Regions from separate parts of the Homo sapiens genome. Here region 2 is linked to region 1. The links are chromatin contacts, found by Hi-C or POLR2A ChIA-PET in ENCODE. All regions are on one chromosome and are shown on one strand. The core of a region is the stretch at or near the end of the contact, and the rest is flanking DNA. Distances in the headings are between cores, read along the strand shown. Region 1 has its middle 31 kb from the start of MEIG1. Region 2 holds the start of FAM171A1-AS1 (FAM171A1 antisense RNA 1).

Region 1 (5,492 bases), core at 2,176-4,675:
AAGATCTCAGTCTAATTGAAAGAAATTAAGAAGCCGTGAAATACACTCTACTTTATTCTGACACCGTGCTACAACTTCCATTGATGTAGAATATGTAAAAGGACGACACGAGAGCTACGACCCCATTATCTGAAAACGAAATCGAACCTTATAGTTCTCAATGGGAACACCTTTTCACATACCTGTTACTTTTCATATTTATTATCATCCTTCGGTTTTCTGACATCACTTCTTCATAAAAGTACATGCACACTTAAAAATGGGAGCTGTGTTTCCAAATGAATTGAATCTCTAACTCTTGGCCCAGCACCATGGCTCACAACTGTAATCCCAGCACTTTGGGTGGCCGAGTCTGATGGATCACCTGAGATCACGAGTTCCAGACCAGCCTGGCCAACGTGGTGAAACCCCGTTTCGAGTGAAAATAAAAAAAATTTAGCCAGGCGTGGTGGCGGGTAACCCCAGCTACTCGGGAGGCTGAAGCAGGAGAATCCCTTAGAACATGGAAGGCAGAGATTGGACAACATGTGATAGGATTTTTGATATCCTAGGGAGATATTGCTCCTGACAGTAGAGTGGGCGTACACCCTGTGATATTATTTGTAATATCCTAGAAAGATATTGCTCCTAATATCACGGTGGCTCTACACCCTGTGATATTAATTGTAATATCCTACAGAGATATTACTCCTAATAATACAGTGGACGTACAACCTGTGATATTATTCATAATATATTACAGAGATACGACTCCTGATATCACAGTGAGTGTACACCATGTTTGTACACCCTGTGATCTTATTTGTAACAACTTTGAAAAATATTACAGCTAATATCAAAGTGGGTGTACACCCTGCGATGTTATTTGTTATCTACTAGGTAGATATTACTCCTAATATCACAGTGAGTGTACACCATGTGTGTACAGACTGTGAAATTATTTGTAATACCCTAGGAAGATATTACTCCTCATATCACAGTGGGTGTACACTGTGAGTGATTTTTTTTCTATTATCCAGCGGGGGAGAGGATGATATTGCTTCCCATATCACAGAAGGTGTACACCCCCCTGTGATATTGTTCCTAATATCCAGGGAAGGAGAGGATGACATTATTCGTAATATCACTGGGGGTGTACCACCTCCCGCCGGGATATTGTTCTTAATATCCGGAGGTGGAGAGAATGATGTTACTCCCAATATAACAGGGGGTGTACACCACCCCTGTTTGTAAACGCCCCCTGTGATATTGTTCCAAATGGCCTGTGAAAGAGTAAACATGACTCCCATTATCGCGGGGGGTGTTCAGCCCTGATGATATTGTTTTCTAACATCCAGGGAAGGAGAGTATGTTATTACTCTCAATATCACAGGGGTTGTACAACCTTTTGTGTTTTTGTGCCCAATATCCGGGAAAATAGAGGATGATATTACTCCCAATATCGAAGTAATTGTACAGTACCCCTGTGATATTCTTCCTAATATCCAGAAAGGAAAAGAATGATGTTACTCCCAACAGCGTAGGAAACGTATACCCGCGCTGTGCTATCTTTCCCAGTATCCAGGTGGGGAGAGGATCATATTACTTCCAATGTCGCAGGGTGTGTACACCCCCTCTGTGATCTCGTTGCTAACATCCAGGTTTGGGGAGGATGACATTACTGCCAATATCGCAGGGGAAGCACACTCCCCCGTGACCTTGTTAGTCATTTCCTGGGTGGAGAGGATGATCTTACTCCCAATATCGCAGGGGGTGTACACACCCTTGTGAAAATCTTCCTATATTCAGAGGGAGAGAGGATGATATTACTCCCAGTACCGCAGGGGGTTTCCACAGCTCTGTGATACTCTTCCTAATATCCACAGGGAGAGAGGATGATATGACTCCCAATATCGCAGGGGGTGTACGCAACTCTGTGATATTGTTCCTAACATCCAGAGTGAAAGAGGATGATATGACTCTCAATATCGCAGAGGGTGTACACCCCTCCTGTAATATTGTTCTGAATACCCTGGGAGGGAGGGGATAAGGTTACGTTGAATAACGCAGGGAATGTACACACTCCCCCTCTGATACCCTTCCTAATGTCCAGGGGAAGAGAGGAAAACTTCACTCCCAATATCACAGAGGCAGTACACCCCACCTGTGATGTTGTTCCCAATATGCAAGGGGGGACAGGATGATACTACTCTCAATATCACAGGGCTGTTCACATCCCCAGTGACATTTTTTCCTAATATCTAGGGGACAGACAATTCTATGACCGCAAAGGTTGCAGAGTCTGTACATCCCTTCCTGATATTGTTCCTAATATCCAGGGGGGAAGAGGATGATATCAAATATGAAAGGGGGTGTACATCCCCCACCCCTACGATGTTGTTCTTAATAATCATGAGGGGAGACGATGATATTACTCCAAATATCGCAGGGATTGTTCACAACCCCCTGTGATATTGTTTCTGATATCCAGGGGGGGGAGAAAATCATATTACTGCCAATATTGTAGGTGGTGTATACCCCACCTGAAATATGGCACCGAATATCCAAAGAGGGAGAGGATGGTATTCATACCAATATCGAAGTGTGTGTACACGCCCCTTGTGATATGGTTTTTAATATCCAGTGGGCGGGAGGATGATATTAGTCCCAACATCCCAGAGGCTGTACACTACCCCTGTGATATTGTCCCTAACTTCCAGAGGGGAGAGGGTGGTATCACTCCCAGTATCTCAGAAGTTGTACATCCCCCGTGATATTGTTCGTCATATCCAGGCAGGCGCAGGATGACATTCCATTGAATTTCGCGACAGGCGTACACGCACAGTGTGATATTGTTCCTAATATCCAAGAAGGGAGAGGATGATATTACTCCCAATAAAGCAGTGGGTGTACATCACCCCTGTGTTATTGTCTCTAATGTCCGGGGCCGGGGGAGGGGGGCAGAGGATAATATTCCCTCAAATTTAGCAGGTGGTTTGACGCCCCTTGTGGTGTTGTTTTACATATCCAGCGGGAAAGACAATAGTACTGTTTTTGAAAGTCCGATTCATCCGCTCCACCTTTCCGGAACTCTGAGGCCGGTAGGCGGCATGCAGTTTCCATGTGATCCCCAATACCTTTGCCGTCTTCTGTACCAAGGCAGCCAAAAACACAGGCCCGTTGTCTGAGCCGATCCGTAAGGGCGGTCGAAATCTAGGAATCACATCTCGAAGAAGCACAGGGGTTACTTCATGAGCTTTCTCAGTTCATGTTGGATAGGCCTCCACCCACCCAGAGCAGGTACGCCCAAGAACTAGTACATACTTGTTACCTCCACACTTGGGCGTCTCTGTGAAGTCCACCTGGAGACCTTCAAAGGGGGCTGCTCCATAAGCTCGTATGCCGGGCGGAACGGCTGCACCTTGCCCCGCATCATGCTGTCGGCAGGTAACACACCGCTGCCTCACAGTTTTGGCAAGGGCTGACAAAGGCGAGATGTAGAAATACCGGCCTAACAACTTTTCCAGTGACTCCTGACCTCGATGGGTGGTTTCTTGCACAGCCAGTACAACTGCAGCTCCTAGCAGCTGTGGCACAGCTTCTCTCCCATGTGGTAACCGAATCCATCCTTCCTCCATCACTTGTCCTTCCCTCTACCTGGAGACAGTCCTTTTCTTCTTTAGAAGAAGCAGGTCCAAGATCAGGTGCTTGAGGGAGCACTGATGCCCAGAAGGGGGCAGATGCTGCTTTTCGAGCCTCTGAGTCAGCGCCGGAATTCCCCAAACCCAGCAAGGTGGAAGCTCGCTGGTGTCCTCTGCAATGCTTAACTGCCACCTTGTGGGGTCTCCATACTGCTTCTAATCATTGGAAGATTTCTTGTTGATATTTTCTGTCTTTTCCCCCAGAGTTCAATAGGCCCTTTTCTTTCTATCACGCTACATGCACTTGAAGGGTTAAAAAGACATACCGAGAATCAGTGTAAATGTTGACAGTCTCACCCTCACTGAGTTCTAAGGCCCGAATGAAAGCAATGAGTTCAGCTTTCTGGGCTGAAGTGGCCTGGGGCAATGATCTGGCTTCAACAACAGTGCCCAGGGTTATCACTGCATACCCTGCACCTCTCTCTCCTTGGGGGTTGAAGAAGCTGCTCCCATCCACATATCGTTCCCAGTCTACTGATGCCCAAGGCTGGTCCCGGAAGTCAGGTCTGCTAGAGTCAATTGAGTCCAACACTTCTACACAATCAGGCTCGACAGGGCTCTCTGATACCTGCAGCAAGGTGGCGGGGTGTAGGGTGTTACAAACTTCAATGGTTATATGGGGACTTTCACAGAGCAAAGTTTCGTCCTTGGTGAGTCTGGCTTTCGTTAGCCAATGATGTCCTTTAGTGTTCATTAAAGTCACCACAGCACGGGAGGCCTTTATGTTCAAGTTTTGCCCAAGAGTCAGCTTATTTGCTTCTTGTACTGGCAGGGCAGTTGCTGCCAAGGCCTTCCAACAGGGGGGCCATCCTTTAGAAACCCCGTCTAGTTGTTGAGAGAGGTAGGCCACCGGCCTCGGCCAGGGACCCACAGTTTAGGATCAAAGTCCAGCTGCCATCTTTTCTCTCTCTGATGCATACAATGGAAAAGGCTTTGTCAGATCGGGTAGCCCCAGGGCTGGGGCAGCCAGAAGTTTTTCCTTTAACTCATGAAAGACTTGCTGTTGTTGGGATCCGCATTCCAAAAGTTCCCGGTCCCCGCCCCCTTGGTAACCTCATACAAAGGCTGGCTAATTCTGCAAACTTTGGGATCCACAGTCTACAAAAGCCCACAGCTCCTAAGAATTCTCTTACCTACCTTCTGCCCTTAGGCTCCGCTAGATGGCAAATGATCTGCTTTCTTTCTGATCCCAGGTTGCGTTCCGACCCCTGTCGGATAGTCAATCCCAAGTAACCTACCTGCTGTCGGCAGATCTGAGCTTTCTTCTTGGACACCTTTTACCCACAGTCCTCCAGGTGCCGGTGTAGGGCATCTATTCCCTTGGCACACCCGACTGCCGTGGGGTGTCCCAGCAGAAGGTCATCAACCTACTGGAGCAACACGCAGCCTAGGTCTCTGCTGGGAAACTTCTGGAGGTCTCGAGCCCACGCGTCCCCGAGGATGGTGGGGAAGTTCTTGAACTCATGGGGGAGACCGGTCCAAGTGTACTGAGTAGTGACACCTGACTCCGGATCTGCCCACTGAAAGGCAAACAGCTTCTGCCTCTCAGGGGCTAATCTGATAGCAAAGAAAACGTCTTTCAGGTCCAAGCAGGTGAACCAGCTGTCCTCAGCTGGCGGCAACCCCAACAATGTGGACGGGTTAGGTACTGTTGGATGGAAAGTCAGTGTAGCTTGATGAAGCAAGCGCAAATCCTGTACCAGCTGGTAGTCCTTGGTCCGTGGCTTGGGAACAGGCAGGAGGGGAGTGTTCCATGGAGACTGACAAGGAACAATCATTCCAAAAGTTCTTAGGTGCTTGAGACGGACCTGG
Region 2 (5,954 bases), core at 2,829-5,328, 220 kb after region 1:
AATTTGGCCTAAAGGTTTCTCCCACATAGGGAACTATAACGGGATGTACAAACAGACTGGTAACTGCCCTTACCAATCACCGAGTTCTGGCCAATCAAAGGGGCCAACTGTTTAAACTGCCTTCAAGTGAGAGAAATGGTAAGCAGTAGGCAATTTGGCTATCTCTGGACCTCACGTCACTTTCCTTTGCCTCTGACATGGTGGCAGTGCCGGAGTCTCCCTCAGCCTATTCTGGTTCAGGCAGTAGGGTAGGAGCACCTGGCACTGATAACTTGACCGTACTCTGAGAATGACCCTGTAGGGCGGGCACACCTGAATGTGTATTCAGAGTTCCATGCTAGGGAATCTGGGAGTAGCCCACCCCGAGATCCATTCCTTTTCTATGAAAAACATTTGATCCCCCACCCTGGCCCATGGAACACAGGTCGTACAGGGGATTGAGACCCTTTGTTTTGGGTTAAATGAAGGTTGCCAGGTGGAATTTGTTAGAGGGAGGGTGTAAAATGAAAATGCTATCTAAACTGCATGCATTTTGCAAGGATTTGCAGTTTTCCTGCTTGGCCCACTGCCACTGGACTCTCTCCCCTGTATGTAAGCCCCCAATAAAACCCACGTCTCCTTCGCTGGTGCGGGATCTCGTCTTTGGCCTCTTGTACCTGGTGCCATCCCTACTGAGATTAATAGGGGTCTGGCATGACAAAGGGGGCTGCCCGATTCGAGAATTGTTCTTTGCTCAATTAAACTGTTACATTTGTCTAGAGTTTTTAATACTAGGTTGCCAGTAACTTTTGCTCAGGAAACTGAGCTACACAGAAACATGAAAACATTCATGTTGTTGGCCAGGCGCGGTGGCTCACACCTGTAATCCCAGCACTTTGGGAGGCCGAGGCGGGCGGATCACGAGGTCAGGAGTTCAAGACCAGCCTGGCCAACATGGTGAAACCCCATCTCTACTAAAAATACAAAAATTAGACGGGCATGGTGGCGTGTGCCTGTAATCCCAGCTACTTGGGAGGCTGAGGCAGAAGAACCTCTTGAACCCAGGAGGCGGAGGATGCAGTGAGCCAGGAGCGCGCCACTGTACTCCAGCCTGGCGACAGAGCGAGACTGCGTCTCAAAAAAAAAAAAAAAAAAATTCATATTGTTTCCTGACAGCAAGTGGAGTCAAAAGAACTTGCCTGGATTTGGGGGTGAGGTTGACAGATGTTTGTAGGGTGACCCTGAGGTTTCTGGCCAAGGAAACTATATGGTGAGGCCATTTATTGGGATAGTACATAGGCAAAAACTAGGAGAACTGGTTTCCCTGATTTGCGGAGGAGTAGGGAATTCACGGGACAACATGAAGATAATAAATAGAGTTTTAGGTGCTTGAGGATGCTCAGTCTGCAGTTTGAACTCAGTGGCAGGCCTGGGATGCAGATACGGACGTGGGAGTCCCAAACAGGCAGTGATGTGAAATTGCTCGGGCAAGATGGCAGGAATAACCTGGACCTTGGGAAGAGGACGGACGGTAGAGCCAAGACATGTTGACACAGTGTGTCCACCTTCGGTTTTTCAACAGGCCATTGTGAACAGGAAGAGAGAAATCTGTTAGGCACTGCTGCCCAACTTGACATGCTATTTCACATAAATGCTTCCCCAACTGCAAATCTGGGGTATAGCTGTTAATCGACCCCAGAAACAAAGAGAAAAGTGAATAATTCCCTGAGGTACCCAATGGAAGGTGCTACCAGGCTGTAAAGTAGCTTCAATGTTTCTAAAGCAGTGGTCTACAAGCCTGTGTATGAGAATCAGCTAGGGAGAGTTTTTGTTTGTTTGTTTTGTTTTTAAACCAGTTTCACCTACAGAGATCCTAATTCAATCAGTCTGTGGTGGGGCCCAAATGCTTTAATATTTTTTTTCCAGCTCCCAGGGGATGCTAACATGTATCCATGGTTTGGATCCATGTCCCCGCCAAATCTCATGTTGAAATGTGATCCCCAGTGTTGGAGGTGGGCCTGGTGGGAGGGGCTTGGATCACAGGGGTACCTCTCATGAATGGCTTGGTGCTGTTCCCTTGCTGATGAGTGAGTCCACGTGAGATCTGGTTTAAAACTATGGCACCTCTCTTGCTCCCACTCTGGCCATGTGTGATGCCTGCTCCTGCTCTGCCTTCTGCCATGATTGTAAACTCCCTGAGGCCTCCCCAAGTAGATGCTGGTGCCATGCTTCCTGTACAGCCTGCAGAACCATAGCCAGTTAAACCTGTTTTCTTTATAAATCACCCAGCCTCAGGTATTCCTTTACAGCAACACAGGAATGGCCTAACACCCCAGGTTTGAGCAACACTGTTCTATAGTTACATGCACATTATCTTATTACCATAGAGCAACTCAATTCAAGAATTCAAGAACGGCTGCCATGTTTTACAGAGGTATTGCTTTCAGTAGCAAATTATGGTGATTGGGGACTTACCCTAACATTATTGCCTTGTAGACAGTGTCCTAACACATGTTTCCAGACAAATCTTTAAGAAGGCTGCACCTTCACAGAGCTCACTGGCTATCTTCAGACACCAGGCAAAACATCCCCTTTGAGCAAAGGAGATATTACTCAGCTGAAGCTTGCAGAAAGCAGTACGATGGGGCCGGGCACCATGGCTCACGCCTGTAATCCCAGCACTTTGGGAGACCGAGGTGGGCAGATTACTTGAGGCCAGGAGTTCGAGACTTGCCTGGCCAACATGGTTGTATTAGGGTTCTCTAGAGGGATATAACTAATGGAATATATATATTATATATAATAATATATATATATACACACACACACATGCACATACATATATACACACATATGTATATATAAAGGGGAGTTTATTATTAACTCACATGATCATAAGGTCCCACAATAGGCCGTCTGCAGTCTGAGGAGCAAGGAGAGCCAGTCCGAGTTCCAAAACTGAAGAACTTGGAGCCTGATGTTCGAGGGCAGGAAGCATCCAGCACGGGAGAAAGATGGAGGCTGGGAGGCTAGGACAGTCTCTGTTTTCACATTTTTCTGCCTGCTTTGTATTCTAGCTGTGCTGGCAGCTGATTAGGTGGTGACCACCCAGATTAAGAGTGGGTCTGCCTCTCCCAGCCCACTGACTCAAATGTTAATCTCCTTTGGCAACACCCTCACAGACACGCCCAGGATCAATACTTTGTATCCTTCAATCCAATCAAATTGACATTCAGTAGTAACTATCAAAATGGTGAAACCCCATCTCTACTAAAAACACAAAAGTTAGCCATGGTAGTACATGCCTGTAGTCCCAGTTACTAGGGAGGCAGAGGCAGGAGAACTTCTTGAACCCAGGAGGCAGAGGTTTCAGTGAGCCAAGGTAGCGCCACTGCACTCCAGCCTGGGTGAAAGAGTAAGACTCTGTCTCAAAAAAACAAACAAACAAAAGTAATAGAATGGGGAAAAAGAGATGCCACTGTTTTGTCTACCATTTTCCTTAAAAAGTAGCTGAGAAGCAGCTGATATAGCCCCAAAATGACCATTGTCACACTAGAGCAACAAGATTAGGGAACTGTAAGATACTAGTAATAGTTCAGAGAAATAAACTGTTTTTGTAATTTACAACTTACAAAAACTTTGATATGTATTGTCTCACTTGAATTCAACTCACCCAGAGGTGAGGAGAGCAAATACCCCCAACCTCTTGCTAAAGCATCAGAAGTGAGTCACCTGTCTGTTGGTCAGAGCCAGGCCTGACACCCAGAGCTTCTTCTCCAAATCCTAGATTTTAATAATTAGCATGGTTTACTTATGCCTTAGACCCTCATTATGGAGTGCTGAATGCATACTGTAGACAGATAGCAGAGGGTGCCAGTGAGGTGAGATGGGGCAGCAGCATGCAGAGGTGGCTGCACACTGGGCCGAGTGTCAGGAGATGAGGCCCACCTCTGTGTGGTCACCCATTGCATATGTGGAAAGGTCAACACAACACTTGTGACTTCAGCCTTCAATTTCCTCTGCTGTGAGACCACCAAGCCTCTTTCAGGTTCTTCTATTCCTGCCCATCCTGTTAAGGTGCAAAAGCCTAGCAATGCGAGAATTATGAGCCACTTTGAAGGTACCAAAATACCAACCTGAAACAACTCACAATGGCTGCGAAGAATGGAAAAAACATTTGCCAGGTATTTTAGTGTATATTTACAATTACAGCTTTGAAAATCATTTTTTTTTTTTGGCGGGGAGGAGAAGACTTGCAATTTCTATTTCGCCTGGAGTTTAGCTGGCTTTCTCCCTGATCTATGAGAGCAACTGCCTTTCTCCTTGTCACTGCCTTCTCCTGTTTGAAGGACCATGACAACCATCATGCCCTTTTCAAGTTCTCTGTGATGTCATAAAAGTCCCCAAGACATAATTGCAACTTGCTTTAACTATGGTGTCAATGCAGCAAACAAGAAATCGTGGAATATCAATATGGTTGAAAAATCACCCCCCATTTCTAACTTTACTCATTTTTATGAGGTCCTCTAGGTCTAAACACCTGCATAAGCGATGTCTGTGAGAGGGTGAACACAAGAAATCACACTGAGTTTGTCATGCTTGTGGCCTACGTACCATTCTGTGGCTTTCTGGTTTCCTTCCTTTTTGGTTTTGGTTTCATTTTCTTGGGTGCGATGCCTCTTTGTTTTTGCATTTGTCTGTGCTAGTTTATCCTAAATAAAGTTCCAAATGCACAGGGTCACTATCACTTAAATGATGTTGTGTATCCCCTGGCAGAGCTTAGGGCACACACTTTCTTTTCTTTTCTTTTCTTTTTTTTTTTTTTGAGACGGAGCTTCGCTCTTGTTGCCCAGGCTGGAGTGCAGTGGCGTGATCTCGGCTCACCGCAACCTCTGCCTCCCGGGCTCAAGCAATTCTCCTGCCTCAGCCTCCCGAGTAGCTAGGATTACAGGCACCCACCACCACACCCAGCTAATTTTTGTATTTTTAGTGGAGACAGGGTTTCACCATGTTGCCCAGGCTGGTCTTGAACTCCTGACCTTAAGAGATCCACTCACCTCAGCCTCCCAAAGTGCTGGGATTACAGGCCTGAGCTGCCACGCCCAGCCTTATGTATTTCATTATACAGATTATTATGTATTCCATTTGTAAGTTCTGTCCTATGCATCCTTTATCAGGGACATTTATAATTTAAGTGCATTCATTTCCAGAGAGCTGGCTGTTTAAGCCGTGCACCACTGTTTCTAGCTGGGTGACCTCAATTACTTAACCACTAAGCCTCAACTTCAGTGCAAAACAAAGAAGAATAAACATTCCTTCCTTGAAAGATTTTGAGGATTGAATGCAATGATTGTTTCCAATACATTGTTTCCAGGTAGAGACTCCAGGAACCTCAGTCCCCTTCTCTCCACCCACCTCACCTTGGGGAGAGACCCAGTGGCAGATTCACCCCTGTGCACGCCCACCCCTACTTTCCCAGAGTGGCCCTGTGTGTCTGGACTAAACCGTTACAGGTGGGGAAAACTCACCACTAGGGGGCGGGAGCAAGATGCCTTTGATGGCTGTCGTCCTTCAGACCACGTAACTGATTTGGAATACTGTGACATATTCACCCTTCCACCCTCCGTGGGGAGAGAGAGGATAAATGTGTAAAGTCTGTGGCCACGGTGCTGCATTCAGAGAATCCCACTCTAGTGATCAGCGTTGGCATCCTGAGAAAATGAGAACCACTGAGCCCCAGTTAGGACAACTGTTAAAATGTGATAAAAATCTTCAGCCGACCCAGTTGCCCTTCTGCAAACCCACCTGCTTGTTGTCCTCGGCACACGGCATGCTGTGACTGCTGCTGGCTGCTTAATACATCGGGGCCCATCCAGGTGAGTCTCACCTAAGGAGGAGTCAGCAAAGCAGTCTTCTCCACCCCCATCTTCCTGCCAGATCTCTCAGGATCAGCGCTTACAGTTAATGTGCTACCC

What was found. Hi-C counts contacts between places; a loop is a spot of excess contacts on that map. ChIA-PET counts read pairs that join two places held with the same protein, here RNA polymerase II (POLR2A). Pooled maps may share reads with other maps.
Region 2: a loop to region 1 is called in a pooled map, with 7 times the contacts of the local background. The contact joins the promoter of FAM171A1-AS1 here to the enhancer-like site in region 1. A Hi-C loop is called at or near these places in 7 of 50 pooled maps. POLR2A ChIA-PET finds 5 or more read pairs at or near these places in 2 of 52 experiments (HEK293 and activated CD4-positive, alpha-beta T cell).

The regions. Positions count from the first base shown.
Region 1 is chr10:14,987,791-14,993,282 of GRCh38, forward strand. It overlaps a transcript of MEIG1 not described here. Among named protein-coding and RNA genes, the nearest start is that of MEIG1, 31 kb to the left of the region's middle. RefSeq lists enhancers at 3,866-4,397, 4,398-4,928. Within about 2 kb of position 3,426, at least 3 of the 41 ENCODE cell types and tissues checked have a DNase peak (open chromatin) inside an H3K27ac peak, as active enhancers do.
Region 2 is chr10:15,204,509-15,210,462 of GRCh38, forward strand. It overlaps FAM171A1-AS1 (FAM171A1 antisense RNA 1), which reads left to right and starts at 4,079. Exons shown (of 3, transcript XR_007062068.1): 1 at 4,079-4,163. LOC105376434 (a long non-coding RNA gene) reads right to left here and starts at 2,892. Exons shown (of 4, transcript XR_930699.2): 1 at 2,868-2,892. It overlaps LOC107984211 (a long non-coding RNA gene), which reads right to left. Exons shown (of 3, transcript XR_001747379.2): 1 at 5,785-5,954; 2 at 5,508-5,690; 3 at 3,749-4,691. RefSeq lists a silencer at 5,558-5,607.